2 separate regions of the Homo sapiens genome follow, and region 1 is linked to region 2. Evidence: chromatin loops called from intact Hi-C (ENCODE). Cell type or tissue: PC-3. All regions are shown on one strand. Each heading gives the region's core, and the rest is flanking DNA. Links, peaks and the distances in the headings are about the cores only.

The links. Peaks named below come from ENCODE experiments on the same cell type or tissue, not always from the same donor. Only the 100,000 strongest peaks of a DNase experiment are listed, where the experiment ranks them.
Region 1: a loop joins it to region 2, with 4 times the contacts of the local background. A loop is called at or near these places in 2 of 110 quality-filtered maps.

Annotation. Positions count from the first base shown.
Region 1 is chr7:18,175,929-18,181,316 of GRCh38, reverse strand. It overlaps a transcript of HDAC9 not described here. Among named protein-coding and RNA genes, the nearest start is that of MIR1302-6, 51 kb to the right of the region's middle. RefSeq lists enhancers at 2,887-2,996, 3,661-3,805 and a cis regulatory region at 3,725-3,742. In PC-3, for the core only: no CTCF peak of the experiment used is centred there; DNase peaks (open chromatin) are centred at 2,016, 2,856, 3,376 and 3,706; H3K4me3 peaks cover 2,461 bases; H3K27ac peaks cover 4,347 bases.
Region 2 is chr7:18,283,896-18,289,283 of GRCh38, reverse strand. It overlaps a transcript of HDAC9 not described here. Among named protein-coding and RNA genes, the nearest start is that of MIR1302-6, 160 kb to the right of the region's middle. In PC-3, for the core only: no CTCF peak of the experiment used is centred there; no DNase peak of the experiment used is centred there.

The DNA of each region.
Region 1 (5,388 bases), core at 107-5,106, 110 kb after region 2:
CTATTGCCTAGAACAGTGTCTGGCACATATTAGGCATGAAATAAAAGTTTGGTGAATGAACAAATGAATGAAATGAATAGCAATTACAAGCCAAGCCAGCATGACTTCAGATATTATTTCAGGCGTTTAGTAGCTGAATAACAACCTCCCAAAAGATACCCACATCCTTATCCCTAGAACTTGTGAATGTTACCTCTTAGGGAAAAAAAAGGACTTCCCAGACATGCTTAAAGGTTCTGAGATGGGGAGATTATCTCAGATTATCCAGGTGGTCCCAAAATACAATCACACATATGCATATAAGAGTGAAGGAGGAGGAGATTTGACACACACGCAAAAGAAGGCAATGTGACCCCAAAGGCAAAGACTGGAGTGATACAGTCACAAACCAAAGAATGCCAGCAGCCACCAGATGCTAGAAGAGATAAGAAACAGATTGTCCCCTGGAGTCTTTGTGGGGAGCAAGGTCCTACTGACACCTTCATTTCAGCCCAGTGAAACTGATTTTGGACTTCTGGCTTCTGGAACTGTGAGAAAATACATTTCCTTTGTTTTAGGCCACCAAGTTTGTGGTAATTTGTTACAGCAGCCACAGGAAACTAATACAAGATAGAAAACTGATATCCAGAGAGATAAAGTAACTTGTTCTCAAAGGCCCAAAGTTAGTTAGGGCAGATTGGGGTTTCCAACAGGTATTTCTTGGCTCCTTCTGGTATTCTTATTCTTTCCAATTTACTCTGCTACCTGCCACATGTTATACAGCCCATTGAGTTCTGACACTCTTTGATCTAATCTAGGTACCAAATACAACCTCTCATATGGCCGCAGGATGGAAATTGTAAAATGATCAATCTCTCATACTCATCAATCTTATCAGTGACTTAGCTGATTTGGAAAAAAAAAAGAAAAAAGAAAATCACTTGACAAAAATGACAAAACAAAGTTGCTAGCACAAGGTCCAGAAAGAAACACAGAGCAAACATTTTCAATGCACCATATATAATGAATTTACAGCAGCAAATGTCCATAGGTTAAGAATGTGGTGTGTGTGTGTGTGTGTGTGTGTGTGTGTGTGTGTGTGTGTGTGTGTATGTGTCTTGGGGAGGGTGCTCACAAGAAATGCTGGCATGACAAACAGTGTAAAAACACATCAAAAGATGAAGCAAGGCAACTAAGGCGCTCACTACTGGGGGTAGGATAAAGTAAGGAGCTGACATGTAATTTGAAAAGGATGGCATAATTCTATGTGCTCAAAAGTGAGCAAACCTAAAGACAGAGACAAATCTGGAAATTGTGACAGAGCTGGGAGATGATGGTTTTAGGCCTCAATCTCATCAGTGTGGAGAGGCTTATAGACATGAGATTTTTGTGACATTCAAAAAAGGATAGTTACAGGTCACGGTTGAGAGAAAAAAGCACATATTTATGTGTGATCATTCTAAATGAACATGTGATACTTTACTATCTCTTGTACAATTACATCTTTTATGATACCAACATAACAAATTCATGACATATTTTCCAAATGAGGAATCTGGGACAAAGGGAGATTTACTAAATAAAAGATAGATGACAGGTGTTTCCAGAGCTGCGTTTAAGTCCTTGGGCTTTTACTAAGAACTTCAAATATGCATTTGTATAATTTCTCATTAATAGATAAACAGATAAGGTAATAAAATATTCAAAGAAAAGACGTTTGGGTTTATTTAGACCCAATGAGTGTGAACACCATTTTTCCTTAGGAGAGGGAGGGTAGAGAATGGAAAGAAATATAAGAGAGGTAGAAGCAAAAAAAACAAAGCTTATTCATCCTTATATAGTGGTTAAGAACATAGAACCCCAACAGGATATAAACATTTCTTTAATGATCCTGCAGTAATAACAAGCAAAATAAACAGTCAAACCTTAACATGTCCCTCCTCCCTTAGGACCTCAGCTTTACCTTGTAGTTTAAGAATTAGTCACTCATTTGGACTGGGGCAAGTCCCTATGGATTCAGAGAGTTTGCAATCAACTAATGGGTTATGGCATTATTGTTAGTGGATGATACCCCACAGGAGGCTGGACTATTGCATCAGTCAGGGTAAAGACATACTTGCTATGTGTGTGACAAACAAAAGCCTACCCAAGGTGGTTCCTCAGAGAACTCTGAATGAAAGACATGCAGTGCTTGCTTGTTCCACATCTGTTATTTCCATAATCTTTAGAAAAATAAGCTTCCTGGGCAAATATGAAAGGAACTCCATTTGACCAGATACATTCCAAAGTAAGAGATCTTGTTCTCCATTAAATGCCATACCACAACACTGTCAAATAATGAAGCCAAAAACACATCTTTAATGGAGACACACAGAAAGTTTAAGATCCTAATTTAATCTTAATAAAGACTTCAACCATTATATTAAAATATTTATTAGTCTATCACTTTAAATAAGAGGAACTGAAAATGTATACAGATTGAAAAGTCACAAATTTTAAGCCGGATGTTTTCCTTTCTATGTATTTTACTGAAGGTCCTCAGAAACGTAGTATATTTAAAAGTTACTGCTAATTATACAGTATGCAAAACTGTATTACTTTTTAAAAGTATAAAGAATGTTGGATCAATGAATTCTAAACTAACTTAAAACAATTTCCTGCTCAACCACAATTAAAAATCATGTCACTCTTTCCACTATTCTTAACCACAATACATATTTGTTTTGGGAGAGAGGTGGTTTATAAGCATTGAAACAGGGAGAAGTTCAAGTTACTAAAAGGAAAGAGGGTGGTAGGTCTGCTTCTACCGCTGTGCTAGCTGAAGAAGAGCCAAACTTAGCAACTTCCCCACATTTAGAGAACTCAGTATGAAACCACAAGTCTTGCAAACAATGACTACCCTATTGCAATGTTTGTTGTTCAATGAATAGATAAGCCACCTTAGAAAGAGGGGGGCCGGGTGCAGTGGCTCACGCCTGTCATCCCAGCACTTTGGGAGCCCAAGGCATGCAGATTGCCTGAGGTCAGAAGTTCGAGACAAGTCTGGCCAACATAGTGAAACCCTGTCTCTACTAAAAATACAAAACAATTAGCCAGCATGGTGGCATGTGCCTGTAATCCCAGCTACTCGGGATGCTGAGGCAAGGGAATTGCTTGAACTAGGGAGGTGGAGGTTCCAGTAAGCCAAGATTGTGCCACTGCACTCCAGCCTGGGTGACAGAGCAAGACTCTGTCAAAGAGGAGAGGGGAGGGGAGGGGAGGTGGAGGAGGGAACGGGAGGGAAGGGGAGGTAGGGGGATGGAGGAAGTTCAGTGGATAGCACTAGAGGTGAAAAGAACCGAAAGTCAACAAATGAATAAGCAAAAAGAAAAGGGATATGATTCATGACACATATGAAACAGTTTGGTTTTGCTCAGGTATATTCAACTGCTTCCCTCCTCCCCAATTCCATGCCCCTAGCACCACTATAATCAGCCTCCTCACAAAGTGCCCTTTATTCTTCACTTATTTGGCTCCTTTTGTGTGCTGGGCAGTATATTACTTAACTAAGAGAGCAACCATAAATACAGCTGCCAACTGCTTCACTCTATATACACCCCACAAAATGTACTTAGATGTCCCTTGCCCTCAAAAAGCTAAGCCTATTAGAGAAGACAACCCCAGTACTAAGGTAAGTTCCAGAACTGAGAGAGGTAACAAATGTCAGCGTCACCCAGGAAGGCCTCACAGAAGAATGGAGTAGGAGCTGGGTGTTGAAGATAAGTAAACAGGACACTCCCAGTGGTGAGGAAGGGTCATTCAAAGGCCTCCAAGCAAGAAAACTGGACCTGGGGAAGGTAAGCAGCTCTACATGTTGAACAGAGTGGGGTTCATTGAGGAGAAAAATAAGATAAGCCTGAAAAGGGTACGGGTTCTTATATACCTTAAATAGATGTGATAGAGAGCCACTGACATTTCTTATACAGGGCAGTGACTATATCAGAGTTAGGCTGAGAAGAGATTAATCGCACCATAGACAACAGACTTGCTAATCAGGAAGCTCAGACACAGATCCATCCGTCTTCAAGCAACTTCACAGAATTTAAATGCAGGTACTAACAGGGTGTACCCAATTTCCCTTCATTTCCCTTCCTCCTCACGTATTTTATTTTCCATAACTTACTTATATAGACCCCAAATCTTTTCTGGACTTAGGCAGAATAAAAGAAAAAGAAAGAAAACTAAGAAAGGTAGGAAGGCAGATGGGTAGGCGGATTATCAGTTCTCCCAACAGAAGGGAAAATGACATACAATGTCTACTTTGACATACTTTATTGAAATTCAAAGACTCGATAGTGTACATTACCTAACTCAAGTTATGGTATGTATTATTTTTCCAATATCTATAGTTGGCTTCCTGCATTTTTCTGCTAATTTCTAGGTTCTTTCATTGACATACCACGACCTGTTAAAATCTTTCAATTTACTGTTTCACTTTAAACATAAAGCCAAAGTAAGATACATCCAACTCTTCTTTAATAAAAAAGGAAGCACAATAATACAGACAAAAGGATAAAAATGCATTAAAAAATAACATAAAAATTATCCAAACATGATGAAATAATCTGTACACCAAAGCCCTGTGACACACAGTTTACCTGTATAACAAATCTGCACATGTACCTCTGAACTGAAAATAAATTTTTTAAAAAATTACCCAAACAGAATTTTCATAGCTGTATACTTTCATTTTCTAAGAGTTTAAAAAAATCTCTAATTATAATAATTTTTCAATACACATAAAATGATAGGAGACAGGGCTTTTGGAAGATCTAGTTAACAGTCACTGGGTTAATAACTTATTTTACAGACAGTATACCCTAAACAATAGTAACATATCCCAAAATTTACATGTCCATGAACCACCAAGCAAATATTTGGAATTCCAGTGACAAACCAAACAAGTAACTACAATGACTTGCAATATTTTTTTCCTTATCAGACAGAGATTTCAAAAACAGAGGTTCAAGATAACAGTCTGGCTTTTCCCATTTGTACGGCATTCCTGGATCTTCAGAAAGCACTGGAGATCTCAAGACCAGAAAAACACAGGGAAGGAAATCAAGCAGGCTTTCCAGTAACAGCAGACCGAAAAACTGTCACCAGCTTTTATTAAACATGTTTACATTCCTAGAGAGTCCAAAACTCATGACTAGTTTTTCTCATGAATAATGTCATTTTGACATTTCTTTCTGAAAAACAATTTCTTCTGAGAGTTAAAGATAAAAGGTGAGTGCTTGGTCATACACCACTATGATTATCTGCCCTCTCACAGAACTCACAGAATTCCAAAGAAGGCAGAATTACTAGGGCAAATTCCAGCTCCAAAGGAAAAATCCCCAGCTCACCCAGAACACTTTCCAGTGGAAC
Region 2 (5,388 bases), core at 62-5,061:
ATCTAAGAAAATGAAAATCTAAGTACTACACTGAAGGGAAATACAAGCAATGCCTTGCTCTGAGATCTCTCCAATAGTTTCTCTTGAAGAACAAAAACTGCACAATTCTAAGCCCCCAAGGTCATATTTTTATATTTGGTCTGAGTTTAAGGTGAGAACAAACACCTGAAATCAATACTTCATAGTCATGACTCTGGCTTTAGTCCCTCTCACTTACATCTGTGGCTTTTGCATCTTCAGGAAAGAAAGAAGAAAAGACACAGTTCTAGAAGAAAAAGAAGAGGGGGAAGTGAAAAAGAAAGGGAGAGAACTTTGCTTCATTGTCCCCTTCTCCAAAACTCTTAACAGCTTCCCCAAGCATCTAGGTTTGGTGGCACCTCCTCGGCTTCATCCACAGGCCTTCCTCATCCATTCAAACACACCTACTTGCCCCTCTCTGAAATCCTGGAGCATATTTCATCATCCTCTCAGTCTAGGCATAACTTATTTCTATGTAATGTCTTTCTAGAAGCCTGTAAGCCTCTTTAGGACCAATGTATATTCTCGATGGTCACCTAGAGCATTAAGCTGCTCAAGCACAAAGCTTCACTTTTAAAAACAAGTATTTTGTAATGCCGCTTTTACTAACCTAACACAAAGCTCATAGTTTATACAAACAACCTCTATACATAATATTCTTTTTAATCATAAAGTGCTCCAGGCATGAACATAACTTACATATTGAGGAAGTCATCTGATGCCTGCCCTACTACCAACAAGTAAATATGAATTAAAGAGAAGTAATAAGCAGCCAGTACTTTTTCAAGAAGAGTAAGAAAGTGAAAGACTGGAGGGTTGAGTGGTTACATGGACATTAGGCTAAAATTTAGTATTAGAATAAGAAACAATAAAGCAGGCTTACAGGCAAGTGATAAAAGGAAAATAAGAGTAACTGAAGTCTAGATAACATGCCAAGGCAAATTATAGATGGTAAAAGTAAAGAACACACAAAGAAGAATTAATATTCTCTCATAAGATCTGATATTTATTTCTTATTCATAAAAAATGTTAAAGGAGTGTTAATTTTGCTTTTTGTTGTATTGAACAAGGGTGCTACAAATGAGCACTGATGGAGCTGCACTGTGTTGGTTATTCAAATACCATGAGCCACCTTGTTGTCAGCAACATGGTTTTCCAAATGGTGAACAATGCACAGTAAACCTTCCAAAGCAAAGAACAATTTTACCTGAAATTATACAGTAGCTGTAGTCTTAGGAAATTCAACGTATACTAAAATTGAATTAAAGCAATTTTTATATGTGCAACCAGTTTTGTTTCCAGGCTCAAATAATTATAAACAGGTGTTTCACCTATATGACTACCCAAAGGGATTGTTGAAAATGCAGGACACAACTTCCGGGTCCAGTCCTCTCACATAACAGGACTGCAGTCCACTAAATGCCAGTAGTGCTCTCCAAGCATTGCGGCATCCAGAAAACACTTTCCAGTCTTCCCTTAGGGGCCAGTACAGCCTCATTGAAAAGCACTACCCTAGACAAACTACTACCCTTCAAACAGCTGGCTTTGGGAGTCAGGTAGGCACATCAAGATGTGAAGGAGACCAGGGCAGGAATGCGCTGAATGCAGAGTGCATGCTCTGGCTGGCTAAGGCCAACTGTGGCCATCTGCTCTCAACTGTGGCCAACCAGGATTCTGAGCCCCAGCAGCACAGAATCCCCATCTATCAAGAGAAGGTGGACATCTGGATTTTTATGTGAAACCTCCTTTTTAAAAAAGAGTTGGCAAACACTCTTTGAACTATGCAAAGTTTGTCTTCAGGCTAACATGATTACTGGTTGCTCAATCAAAAACATATAACAACATTTACAAAATATGTAATGTCAGAGTATGGTATTCAGTGTAACAAGTACTTTGATCCCCTATTGTATATAGGAATTATATAGAATAAACTGGAGTATCTGCCAACATGTTAATGAGAATTCTCTAAGAATATATTATTTTTTCATTTTTCTTTTTTCTTTGCAGTATTTTCTAATTTTTCTAAAATAAACAAATAAGGCTTTGCAGTAAAAAAAAATAAGCAATAGAAAATATATTTCCATTTTAAAAATTGGAAGATGGTAGTTATAAAAAGCTCTTTAAATACACTCAGAAAAAACTACCATTAAAATGGGCAAAACAAATTAAATTCCTTTCAAATACCCAGTTCTGCTTCATCTGAAGCACTAGTTAAAGATCAGATGTAAAAATTAAACTGTCTGCAAATCAGAACAGGGATATGCCTGGTAATGGAATCATTACCTTGTGTTCTAGATATGTAAGTCATTACATTATCTCTTTTATTAGATAGTCAGAGCCCACACAGGAAGGAGGCAAGTCTGACTGCGTGTCATAGAAAGCACCCAAATGAATTGTGCATCAATTTAAAAAGACCTAGTGTTCTAAAAGTGGTAAAAAATAAACTTTCCTATGAGCAATAATAATAAAGTTAACCTTTAAAATGAAGGTGCTTTAGTAATTTAATTACCTTTTTCCTATTTACAAAATTAATATTAGAAGATGAGTCATGATGGAATTCAATAAAATTATTTTATTAACTTCCTCTAAGGCTTAAAAAATACTTTATTAAACCTCTCTTTTTATAATTCAGTCTTATCCTTCACTCTGCTAAAGACTTGGACCACATTTTATTCCTATAAAAACTGATTTTCCCCCAAATTAGAAATATGTAACTAGAAATGATTCAAAGCTGATCCTCCTAGGTACCAAAACACAATATCCTGAAAAATAAGCTTACACCTTGAAATATCATACATAATAAGACCACTTAAAACACACATTTATATAAACTATAATTATTATTTTACATATTATATAATATTATATAAATACATATTACTATATATGTAATTATTATTGAATTTTCACAATTTAGAAAAATGTACCACTAGACTGGATAGAGAGGGACTAATTGAACCATGGTAACTGGTATGAAAATAATGATGATACAATTTTTAGAGATATTACCTTTTCTTTTTTTCTTAGGAAGCATGGTCATGCACGGTGCTTATTTTGAAAGGAAATTCAACCTTTTCCCTCTTAAGTTATATGCTGACTAGAGCTTGAGTTCTTAAATATGTGTTCAAGTTTATTCATTTCAATTCTGCAGAATCAGAAGATTATACAGTTTGTGAACTAAATCTTTCCTTTCAATTGTATCTTTCAATTTTGACTACAAAAGCAAATGTTTACAGGTTTGAAAATTGCTAGTTCAACATTGTTGGGGAACTCAGGGTGAACAACAAAATTACCAGTTGCCCAGCATAAAAAGAAAATCTCATTAGCATAGTATCATGCAGTATGTTTTTCTGAGATGCATCCCAAATTTAGTCTCTTTAAAATGCCTTTGACACTTGACTAAATTTAGTGCTAAGGTGATTATTTTTAGCCAAGATTTTGCTTATTGACATATATTCAAATAAATGAGAAAAACTACCACTGGAACACAAAGTGTCTAAATATGTACTTGCTGAAAAGAAGGAGCATTCCAGTGTGCCTGTCTTCTCTAGTAAACATAAGACATAACACTCAACTTCACTGGTAAGCAAGTAAATGTAAATTATGAAACATTAACATTTTCATATATCATTGATGCTAATAGATAATGACAAGCACATGATGTGAAAAACACTGCTGGTAGGAGTGTAAATTGGTACACCTTTCCCAGGGAAAAAAATGTCACACTATATCAAGAATCTTTTAAAACGTTCACACTCCTTAAGAGTGATTCTATTTCTAGGAATCATTTCAAAAGAAAAAAAATCAAGGATGTGGATAGTGATTTATGTAAATGAATGTCCATCACACTGCTACTTTAAAGTGTCACTGAATAACTGCAAATGGTGTATATTCCCAATATAAGGAAAATAGTAAAAGAAATTATGGTATAATTATGTCATTATTATAAAAATTTCTACAAATCATGATACTGAAAATACTGAATAACACTAAAAAATGAACAATACTGAGTAAGAAAGGGGATAGAAAAATATACATTATGACTTGGTATTAATGACCCAAGTCTTAGAACCCAAACATACACTTGCCATTCACACCCTCACAATTTCCCCCAAATTTTATCCCACAGTCAATGGAAAGAACACCAAAAGAAAAGCCCAGAGTGTGAAGACTGTGTCCTTTACTTGTCCTTTAGCTTCTGGAATTTTAGTTCATTTTACTTTGGTTTAGTGGATTTTAATTTTTCTCCTTGATAAAGTGAAGCTTGTCTGGCAATTCAGAAGCTTTAGGTGAAATCCACCCAACTTTAATGTGGAAACAACTGTCATTGGGTCCTTATTTTAGTTATTCCACAAGAAATCACATTACTTTTTAAATCAGAGTGCTGAAAATCATGTCTGACTTATAGCAAAATGAATTTTTAAAATTTTACCTGGGACAACAGTAAGAGTGAGTGTTGGATTTAAATCAAATGAAGAAGAAAGAAATCTACCTGTATCTAGTCCCTATAAAACCAAGCACTGGACAAACTGGAGCTCTTTTAGTTCTCACAACAACCCTAAAGGTTAAGTTTTCTCATTCCTAATTTACACATGGGGAGACTAATTTACCCAAAGATTAGATAAATCGGCCAAGTTCTCACATTTGGTAAATCAAGAACCAGAATTCATTATAGTCGATCCTGACCACAAAACCAAAGACTAACACGATATACAAAGATTTTATAATGGAATACAGGCAGTTAACCCGTGGTAGTCTTCAAACACACTTTTCTTGTCTGAAGTTACTTTGGTGGAAGATGAAATAGGAGATAATGGAAAATTGGGTAAAAGCACACAACTGAATACATTAACTGAGCCTATATTTTCTCAACCAAAAGTCAGGACACAGGATCTGAACCTGTGAAACAGAAGTAGTCCCAGAGTTTCATGTTTCATGTAACCATCATTTGCCTAATGTTTGATGAAAAAATATATACATATGTGTGTGCATATGTGTGTTGTAAATACCAAATTAAATTTATAATTCTATTGACTTTAAAGGTAAAGTCACACAAACAATATATGATCATAAAATCAAGTAATACACAAAATATATATAGACAAAGCAAAAATTGCCTCATTATCCTACACTACACAAAAAAGCCAATGGGAACAATTTGGTGGCCTCCTGGACTTCTTTATGTTAACATTCACAAAATTATGGTAGCACTTAAGGAAATGAATGTTGTGTAAATTGTACAAGTGACATGAGGCAGGGTTTAACCTTAAACACATTGGTTTAACTTCCAGAGGATCTCCTTTCTAACTTTTTCTTTTGCTGGGGCCAGAGGGGAGAATACTCCACAAACAAAGAAATGGAGAACTTTGT